Regions from separate parts of the Homo sapiens genome. Here region 1 is linked to region 2. Evidence: chromatin contacts called from ENCODE Hi-C or POLR2A ChIA-PET data. All regions are on one chromosome and are shown on one strand. Each heading gives the region's core, a stretch centred on a gene start or an enhancer-like site at or near the end of the contact. The rest is flanking DNA. Distances are from core to core; before and after follow the strand shown.

Region 1 (4,837 bases), core at 588-3,087, 190 kb after region 2:
GCGTGAACCCGGGAGGCGGAGCTTGCAGTGAGCTGAGATCGCGCCACTGCACTCCAGCCTGGGTGACACAGCGAGACTCCGTCTCAAAAAAAAAAAAAAAAAAAAAAATCAGATGCTGAAAGAAGGAAAATGCTCACATAATAGTCGAGGGCATCTATTTCAGAAACTGTAATAACATCTCCATAGTGTTTACATATCATAAAGCACTTTATCTTACATTAACTCTTTTGACCCTTAACCCTGAGAAGCAAGGACAAATATAATAATCCTCACAAGTCTTTCTCATCACAAGGATTTTCGGCTAGTGAACAGAATGATCACAATTTTCTTCCACGATTATAACCGTAGGCTTTCCTTGACCCTTCCTCCAAAATCCTCTTTTGTATACAAACTGACCTGTTAGGAGACACCCCAAGGAAGGAGGGAAGCATCCAGAGTACCTGTGCCAGGTAATGTGCCACGTGCTGTCACCCAGATGATGTCATGTAATCATCTCAATAACACTGAGTAACTATTACCCCTGGTTTTGCTGCCAAGGAAATTAAGACCCAGAAAGTTTAAGAAATGTCCCTTCGAGTGATAAGAGCTGGGATCCACACCAATGTCCAACTTTTTTTCTTTAAAAGCAACCTGTGTTTTGAAATGGTTTGATAGTGAAATTTTTTTAAATGGACGTTGGCCATGTGGTTCAGTTGAAAAAAATTAACACTTTATTTTGGTTTGTGTTTCATGGTTTGTGGAATCTGTTTGAAATATGATTTGATTTACACAAATATTACAACAGTAGTTAGAGGGAGGTGTAATTTATACAAGAACTTCATCTTAATAATTACAACCACCTCAGTTCTTACTAGGTGCCAGACAGACCCATATGTACTATCTCATTTAATCCTCCAAACAACTCCACAAGGAAGGATCCCAGGACTATTCTACCTTCAAGGCTTTTACCTCAGAACTTCCTCTCTGAAGCAGCCTGTTTCACCTCTCTCTCCCAGGGACTTTTCTTTTTATCTTTTTTTTTTTTTTTTTTTTTTTTTTTTTGAGATGAAGGAAGTCTCACTCTGTTGCCTAGGCTGGAGTACAGTGGCACCATCTCAGCTCACTGCAACCTCCGCCTCCCGGGTTCAAGCAATTCTCCTGCCTCAGCCTCCTGAGTGGCTGGGATACAGGCAGGCGCCACCAAGCCCGGCTGATTTTTGTATTTTTAGTAGAGACGGGGTTTCACCATGTTGGTCAGGCTGGTCTCGAACTCCTGACCTCGTAATCCGCCCACCTCGGACTCCCAAAGTGCTGGGATTACAGGCGTGAGCCACCGCGCCCAGCCGTAGGGAATGTCTACCTGCGCATGCACGTGGCACTCTCTGACCGAGGTCCGGGGACTTTCCCCTAGGCGGAAGGATCTTATCAGAATCTCCATGCCCCACCCTATACCAAAAGCTCATTGTCTTTCTTGATTTCACGTTTCCTTAGCCTTTGGAACAGTGCTCTCAATTTTCAGAGCATACTCATCTTACCAATGTCAAACCCTATATAAACCCATTATCCAGATGCTTTCCCTTACTTATTGCTCGTGGAGGGTCAGGATACCATGCCAACTCGTACCTCTGAACTCCCATGGCTCCTTACTACTGCTTGAGTCATCCTTGCACTCATTTCTGTTTGAATGCTCACCAAATTCCCAAGAGCATTATTCCAAATCTTTTGTCATACTCCTTAAACTGAAAATCCCATCTTTTTTATTTTATAGAATCTGAACAGACAACCTCGCCTCCTTACTGAATCCTAAGCTTTCATAAAAAGGTGAGCTTCACTGGCCTTCCTGCCTTCTCTAGCATAACCCATTTTCTCCTTCCTGTAATCACTGTCAGGAAGACTTCTGAGGAGCCCTTTCCTGTAAGACTAATCCTGCCTCAACCTTTCATAAAAGTAAGCCCTATTTCCAAATATTCCCTCTTTTTTCTAGCACCTTGCTTTACCTACAAACACAGATGCTGAAATAATCTTGTCTCTAGGCTGTCACTTGAAATTTTCAGGAAAAAAACTCTCTTTGGCGTCTGACTTTCCTAAAGACACACCCTCTTCATTCATTCACTCTTTAAACCCTTTGGAATGTGCTTCCCTCACCCCTGCCTCCACCCTCCTTTCCCGCCCCACTACACACACAGGACTCCACTGAGACTTCTGTTTTAAAAGTTTACAAAGACCTCCCAATGGGTATTTCCAATGGCCCTTTACTAGGCTTTTGTCTTTCTTGACCTCTTGGCAACATTTAATGGAGCTGACCACCTCTTCTTAAAACTTTGTTCTCCTTGGCTTCTGTGACACTCTCCGGATTCTCTCAGTTTTGTGCCACTTCTTTCCTCCTACTTTGCCTAAGGCTCCCCCCTACTCCTGCCCAATATAGAATCTGTGCTCCCCGAAGTCTGTCCCATCTCTTGTCTTGACACATTCTCTCCTCGGAGTGCTTTAATCCATTCCCAATGCTCCACCTATTAAATCTGAGAAGTTTCTGTGCTTCTTCCCCAGAGCTCCGGTTCTCTAACTGCTTGCTAGAAATTTCTGCCTGGGATGGCAAGTGGGAAGAATAATGTGTAATTCATGTGGACAAGTTAAAATGGCCAAACCAAACTCACTGCCTTTCCCCCAGAAACTCTTATTTTGGTAGGCTGAATACTCTAAACCACTCACCACTATATCTGCCCATCTTCCATATTCCTTTGAGGTGGGAGATGTTTTAATATAACCAATGTACTTGTTAGACTATAGATATTAAAGGTGACTGTATAATTATGAATGACGTATATTACCAAGAATGAAATTTGCCATATAACAATGTGTTTGAGAAGATCCAGGACAAACACGAAAATCCATGCAGACATGTGAGGCAGCTTCTACTCTGACTTCAAGGTAATCTCAAGGGAGTGGTAAAGAAATGCTTACAACCATCTCCCCAACCAAAATAACTTCTTAAAGTGGTTTTCACTAGGGGTGTGTGATTAGCCATTTAGGCTGGACGATTCTTCCTTATGAGAAACTGAGCTGGACACTGCAGGATATTAAGTATCCCTGGTGTCTGGACACCAGTATCAGAATTCAACAATCCCTCTCCAATTTATTTTAATAGCAAAATAATAACAGTAATAATAATAATGATGATGATGATGTGGAAAATCCTTGTAATAGAAAGGCTGGGTTTTTCCTCATCACTGAGCCCCAGAGCAAAAAAGGTTGCAGTAACTTTTCATTTTCCCAATCATTTACGACTAGAAGCCTACGATGGTCTATTCCCGAGACCTTCCCCTCCCCATCCAGCCAGTCACCAGCCAAATCTTGTCAATTCTTTCTACACAATATCTTGAATCCATTCTATTTAATACATTCACACTGCCACATTTTACATCTTTATTTCAACTGAGACAATACCTTCTAAACTCAGGCTCTGCTCTCACCCATTTTAGCAAGCTTGCTCCTATTGACCTCTGTTCTTCAAACTCTACCCTGCAGTCAACCTAACCTGAACTACCCACTACTTCCCTGATAAAGCCCATGTTTTCTATCTTCAAATCTTTGCTGAATCAATGTTCTTTTTACCTGAAATGTCGCCTTCCATGATGCAACCAATTATCCTGTCTCCTGAGTTAGAAATTTTGTTCAAGTTCTTCTCCCTCTCCTTCCAAATGCAGTCACGAGAACTTTTGGAGGACACAGATCCCTCTGACAAATGGATGAAAGCTATGAATCTCTACCAAAGAAACAGCCAATGTATGCACATTTTGCATACAATTTTAAGGGCTTCCTGTATTTCAGTATCTATAAAATTTGGTCACTCCTCCTGCCTACAATTTAACTGACTTCTTTTGGGTCCTCACTAGCTCTCAGCAGTTTTAACAACTAGCTAGCTGGTTTCCCTGCCCAGTTTCTCCCCTAATGTGCACCAGTATTATCTCCTGCATGCCACCAGTTTACTTCGCAAAGATTCCTGTATGCTTTTTTTTTTTTTAAATCACTTACACCTACAACTCAATTAATTATAACTCAATGTTTCTGAGCCCCTCTTAAACTTTCAGTTTAAACAAAAGAACTATTCACTGTCTTAGAATTGGTCTGATACATTTAACATATAAAACTGAGAATACAAAATAGAGCCAAAGTACTTTCTAGAATATCTGAATTGGCAGGGTTGGGTTGATCACAAATGGTCTTCCAAAAAGGATTTATAGGCAGTTCTCCAAAGAGGAGAGAGACAAAGAGATTTTGTCTTAGAACAGAGAAAGAAAATGCTGGACGATAGGACCGATAACTAAGAAAAAAAGGGGGAGATTTAAGAATCTAAGACAATTCAAAACAATGAGGCTACATATTTGCTCCCAACCTACACAGCACCAAAACAATGAGACTGGAACCAATTTTGCAAAGTGATACATCAACTAGCAAAGTAAGAAACAAACAAGGTAAGAGTGCTTTCTTCTCTCTTAGCCCCTACTTCCCCTTCCCTCTCTTCAGCACTCCCTGCTCCTCCCCATCTTGCTCTGGAGCTTTGCAGCCTCTGCAGTGCACACCTAAAACTCCCCAGACACACTGAAAACTCCCCTGGGTTATACACTAACAGCTGCTTCTACAATGCTGACATTATCTGTACCTTGTACTTCTTACAGAAATCCTTACTCTTCCATTATACATTAAAGAAACCTCTAAAGAAGCCACACCTCCCACTGCACGGCCCTTTCAAAAAGGGAAAAGCTTGCACATGTATCTCGGAACTGGAAATTAAATTAAATTAAATTTAAAAAACGAAAGAAACAAAATGAAAAATACAAACATATATATGAGGAAAAAA
Region 2 (4,780 bases), core at 1,474-3,973:
AAGGGGCCTCAGCTAAGCAGCAAGGGGGTGGAGAGAGCAGCTCAGAGCTCAGGGACACAGAGCTTCTGCACTCCGCCCCTCTGCTGGTCCTGACTTCGGAGACTTAGAAATGGGCTGTCCTCAGCGGTGCTCTGACTTCAGGAAGCCAGTGAACCGGTGTCTGAGTCACTGCAGTTAGCTTGAGTCTCTCCCAGACCCAGCCATTCATCCACATCAAATAAAGACAGTCCAGGCCCCAGCTGGGCCTGCCCCGGGGCACCTCACAACACTCCTGGGAGAGGAAATCCTGAGTCAACCTGGCTGGGAACCAACTGGAAACCAGGGACTTTAGTCATGGCTGTCTGCTCTTGGGCGGGCCTTGCTGTGCTACCTGCTTCATCTGAAGTACCGGTGACAAGTCTTCCACCTCCAGGTGTCTTTCTGTGAAAACGTTTCATTGCGAGTAGCTAAAAGAAGGCAAGGTAAATGGCTGCTTTGTCTCTGGGTCTCACTCTGAGGTAGCTCCAAAGCCTTGCACAGTGGGTTGTTTGCAGAATTCTGTGGCTGACTTGTGGTTGTACATAACAGGGGGAGCAAGCAACCTGGAAGTAGATACAGTTGTTCCTTTTTTTGTGACCTTCAGAAAGATTCCCTTAAAGAAGACTTTCCTGTCATCCTTGTTCACAATGCCCACAGGATGCTAAGTGCTAAAGAAATGTTTTGTGGCCTAGGCCTTACATTCTAGGCTGGAGTTTCCTTTTTTGTTTATTTTGGTAAAATTTACATAACATAAAATGTAGCATTTTAACCATTTTTAAGTATATGATTTGGTGGCATTAAGAGCATTCACACTGTTGTGCCATCCTCACCACTGACCATCTCCAGAACTTTTTCATCAGCCCAAACTGAAACTCTTCACCCATTAAACAATAACTGTCCATTTCCCCTCCACCAACCCCCAGCACCCAGCATTCTACTTTCTGTCTCCATGAGTCTGACTACTCCAGGTGCATCACATAAGTGGAAACATATTTGTCCTTTTGTGGGAATGGCCTATTTCATGTTAGCATAATGTCTTTAGGGTTCATCCATGTAGTGGTATGTGTCAGCATTTCCTTCCTTTTAAAGGCTGAATAATATTCCGCTGTATGGATATACCACATTTTGATGGCTTAATCATCTGTCAATGGATGTGCTGTTTCCAGCTTTTGGCCCTTGTGAAGAGTACTGCGATGAACATTGGCATAGGGATATCCATTTGAGTCCGGCACTTACTTTTTAAAGCCATCATGATGCCCATAATGGGAGGAAGCTGAGTGTAGTGGGAAGAGTTTGGTTTTGGACGTAGGGAGTCCTGGGTTCAAAATTGCAGTCCTGCCAGGTCCTCCTGTCTATCTGTGGGGAGAGTGTTTATCTCTGAACACTTTACTTTTGAGACTATGAAAAAGGGATAATATCCACCTTTCAGTAATATGGCGAAGATTTCATTACACCATTTTGGGATGAGTCCAGGTTTTGTGGGGCCTAAAGATTATACCTTTTGGGAGGCCTTCTTTAAGAAAAGAAATGCAGGCCAGATGTGGTGGCTCACACCTGTAATCCCAGCACTTTGGGAGGCCAAGGCAGGTGGATCATTTGAGGTCAGGAATTCGAGACTAGCCTGGCCAACATGGTGAATCCCCATCTCTACAAAAAATACAAAAATTAGTCAGGCATGGTGGCACGTGCCTATTGTCCCAGCTACTTGGGAGGCTGAGGCAGGAGAACTACTCGAACCCAGGAGCAGAGGTTGAAGTGAGCCAAGATTGCACCACTGCACTCCAGCCTGGGCAACAGAGCGAGATCTCTCAAAAAAAAAAAAAAGAAATGCAAAACTGGAAATAAATCATGTGTGAAAGTGTATATTTATTTCAAATCAGGGGGGAAAACCCATGACAACAGATTACTGAAAGCTTGAAAATTCCAGTCTCTTTGTTTCTTAACATCACCTCAGGCACTTCACCAGAAATGCTTTCTAAAAAACGCTTCCCGATGGTAATCTGGCTTCCATCCCACCTGGAGCCACCCGCAGCTCCCAGATACTCCCAGGCACCTGTGCACACTGGAGCCTAGGTTGAAGCTCTCTCAGTTTCCTGTAAACCCTCCTTTGGTTTCACTTGGGATGCATGTTTATTGTTGCTCATTTTAGTGAGAACTTACCAAGTGCCCGGCATCATTCAATATTGTATTAGGGTAGCCCTATTTTGTTCTCACAAGGCCCCAATAAAATGGGGACTATTCTATTTTCATTTACCAGATAAGGAAACTGAGGCATGGAAAAGTTACACAACTTTCCCTCACTGCTCAGAAAACAGGGCCCTGGAGACAGATCGCTACCCTCCCACCTGAGTTCAGAATCACCCTGCAAACCGCCTCCTGGTAGATAAGAGATGTACAAAGAATCATCAAAAAGATGCCAACAAGAAGTGAAATTCCACGAGGAACTTGAAAAATATGTTCGCCTGTCTATCTCAGGGCTCTGGTTCCAGCTCTAGCTCTGTGTCTAGTGATTTCCTTTTGGGTTTGTTTGTTGCTTATCCTGTAGATCATTGGCTGCCAAAAATGAGACAAAGATGTGGTCCTGGATTGTACCATCTTTCTCTGCTTTAAAGTCAGTACAAATCACTTAAAAACAAAATGAAACAAAACATGTTGCCTGGCCCTTCAGGGGAAGCTGAGCCTGCTGGTCAGGAGCCAGGGCCTGGCATTGAGTCCAGGAGAGCACGACTGTGGGCATTTCCTGTGGTCGGGAGATGACTCAGGATGAACTCCGGCCTCTGAGCCACAGGCAGCCCCGGCACTTCACAGTTACCACCCACACCCCACCCTACTCTGGAGCCTGGCAGTCACACTGCCAGCTACAGGGAGCCTGTCCTGTGAGTTAGGCCTGCTCCAGAGGCCCATGCAGTCAGGGTTCAGAAATTATATTGAAGTCTAAAAGAATTGAACTCTTTCTGTCTTTTAGTTTGTGGAATAAATCCAAAGACGAGATTTTCCAGAAAAATACCATTGGATGTGAATTTATTCTGAATTGACTCTGAGAACTAGACTCGTTAGGCCCCTTTTTCCTATCTGTGAAACAAATAGCAAGACGTCACATGAACAAACACTGATTGCCGAGTGGTTCACTCATTCACAGCTTGCAGAGCTGCTGAGCCTTCTTTTTTCATTTACTCATTTATTGCTTCAGCAGCCGCCTGTGGAGACCCCACAATGGACCAGGCACTGTTCTGAGAGCACAGTGTTGATTAAAACCGACAGGGTCTCTGCCTCATGGAGCTTACATTCCAGTGGGAGAGACAGACAAGAAACACACGAACAAATAAAGATGTCAGATGGTAACAAATGCTGAGAAAAATAAAGGATGGCAAGGGGTCAGAGAGTGGCCAAGGTGGGGTGGCCAGCAAAGCCTCTCTGCTCAGGTGGTGTTTAGGCATAGCCTTGGGGAAAGGAGGGAGGGCATCGCAGGGCTCTCTGGAGGACAAGCAGTCCTGCCTGTGGGAAGAGCAAGTGCAAGGTCCTGGTACGGGATGGTTTGTGGACAAGCAAGGTGGCGAGCGAGGCTGAAGCAGAGTGAGTAGGTGAACTCAAGGAGTCCAGAGGAGATGAGCCAGACAGGCAAAGGGAAGAGGGCAGCTCATGAAGGAGGGGTGGGTTCGGGGGGGCGATGGTCAGGGCTCCAGATTTGTATTCTGAGTGAGAAGGGAAGCTTTTATGGAGTTTTGGTTGGACATGATGTAGCTTATAAGGTGGCAAGTATGCACAGACTATAAGACGATAAGGATGGAAGCTGGGGGGCCTTATTGCAGGCTGTTTCAGCAGAGATTATGACAGCTTGGTCTATGGTGGGAGTAAAGGAGGAAGTGAGAAGTGTTTGGATTCTGGATATATTTCCAAGATAGACATGATTTACAAACAGATTCCTCATAGGGAGGGAGAGAAATCAAGGGATCAACGATGACTCTAGCAGTTATTGAGGCCCTGAATCAATAACCCCACCATCACCACCAGGGTTCTCCAGCTGTTTCAGAGAGAGAATACCATCTGCTCATCAGCAGAGTCATCGGGAGCTCTAATCTGCTCTAACAACTTGGAGGGTCATGAGGAGTCATAACTCTGCAAAAAGCATTCCATGGTAGAACCAGAAAGGTCTGAACTATGCAGGCCAGTGCTGTATGGAGACTGTTTGTATGCTGTGTTAACATTCCTTCAGTCCAGTGGAGGTCTGATTAGCCAGCATCTTCTGTTCTGGAATTCCCCATGACTTTTTGGTTGCAAAAGAAAACCTGGAAAATCCCTGTGGTCCTCTAGTTCTCTCTAGCTGTGCTGATAGACTAATTGGGGTTAGTTTCAGTAACAAAAGTCTCCCCTAACAGAATAAAAAAATACTCCTCTTAAGAAGGCAGAAGAGATGGGTATATTTTCTTTTAAAAACTCCTTGGAAAGTGGAAGGACTTCAAACTTCTTTTGACCTTAAAGATGCAATTTATTCAGCTGCAACAATAGGGAAAGTTCTAATCCTTTAAAAAGCTGGGAGAAATGGTGGCCAGTAATTATTATCTTTTTATTGTTGTTTTTTTAGACAAGGCCTCACTCTATCACTGGGCTAGAGTGCAGTGGCATAATCCTAGCCTCACTACAGCCTTAAACTTTGGGGCTCAAGCGATCCTCCCACCTCAGTCTCCTAAGTAGCTGGGCACATGCCACCATGCCAAACTAATTAAAAAAATTTTTTATAAAGATGGAGGTCTTACTTTGTTGC

The links. A loop is a pair of places that touch in the nucleus more often than their neighbours do. ChIA-PET counts read pairs that join two places held with the same protein, here RNA polymerase II (POLR2A). Pooled maps may share reads with other maps.
Region 1: a loop to region 2 is called in a map of PC-9, with 3 times the contacts of the local background. The contact joins two enhancer-like sites. A Hi-C loop is called at or near these places in 1 of 168 maps with a recorded cell type or tissue (PC-9), 2 of 37 single-sample maps with no recorded cell type and 4 of 50 pooled maps. POLR2A ChIA-PET finds 5 or more read pairs at or near these places in 2 of 52 experiments (CD4-positive, alpha-beta T cell and activated CD4-positive, alpha-beta T cell).

The regions. Positions count from the first base shown.
Region 1 is chr2:160,395,539-160,400,375 of GRCh38, forward strand. The region is part of intron 1 of RBMS1 (RNA binding motif single stranded interacting protein 1); the gene reads right to left. Among named protein-coding and RNA genes, the nearest start is that of MIR4785, 9.9 kb to the right of the region's middle. Within about 2 kb of position 1,838, at least 4 of the 41 ENCODE cell types and tissues checked have a DNase peak (open chromatin) inside an H3K27ac peak, as active enhancers do.
Region 2 is chr2:160,205,493-160,210,272 of GRCh38, forward strand. No RefSeq gene overlaps it. Among named protein-coding and RNA genes, the nearest start is that of ITGB6, 7.6 kb to the left of the region's middle. RefSeq lists enhancers at 4,077-4,166, 4,307-4,376. Within about 2 kb of position 2,724, at least 29 of the 41 ENCODE cell types and tissues checked have a DNase peak (open chromatin) inside an H3K27ac peak, as active enhancers do.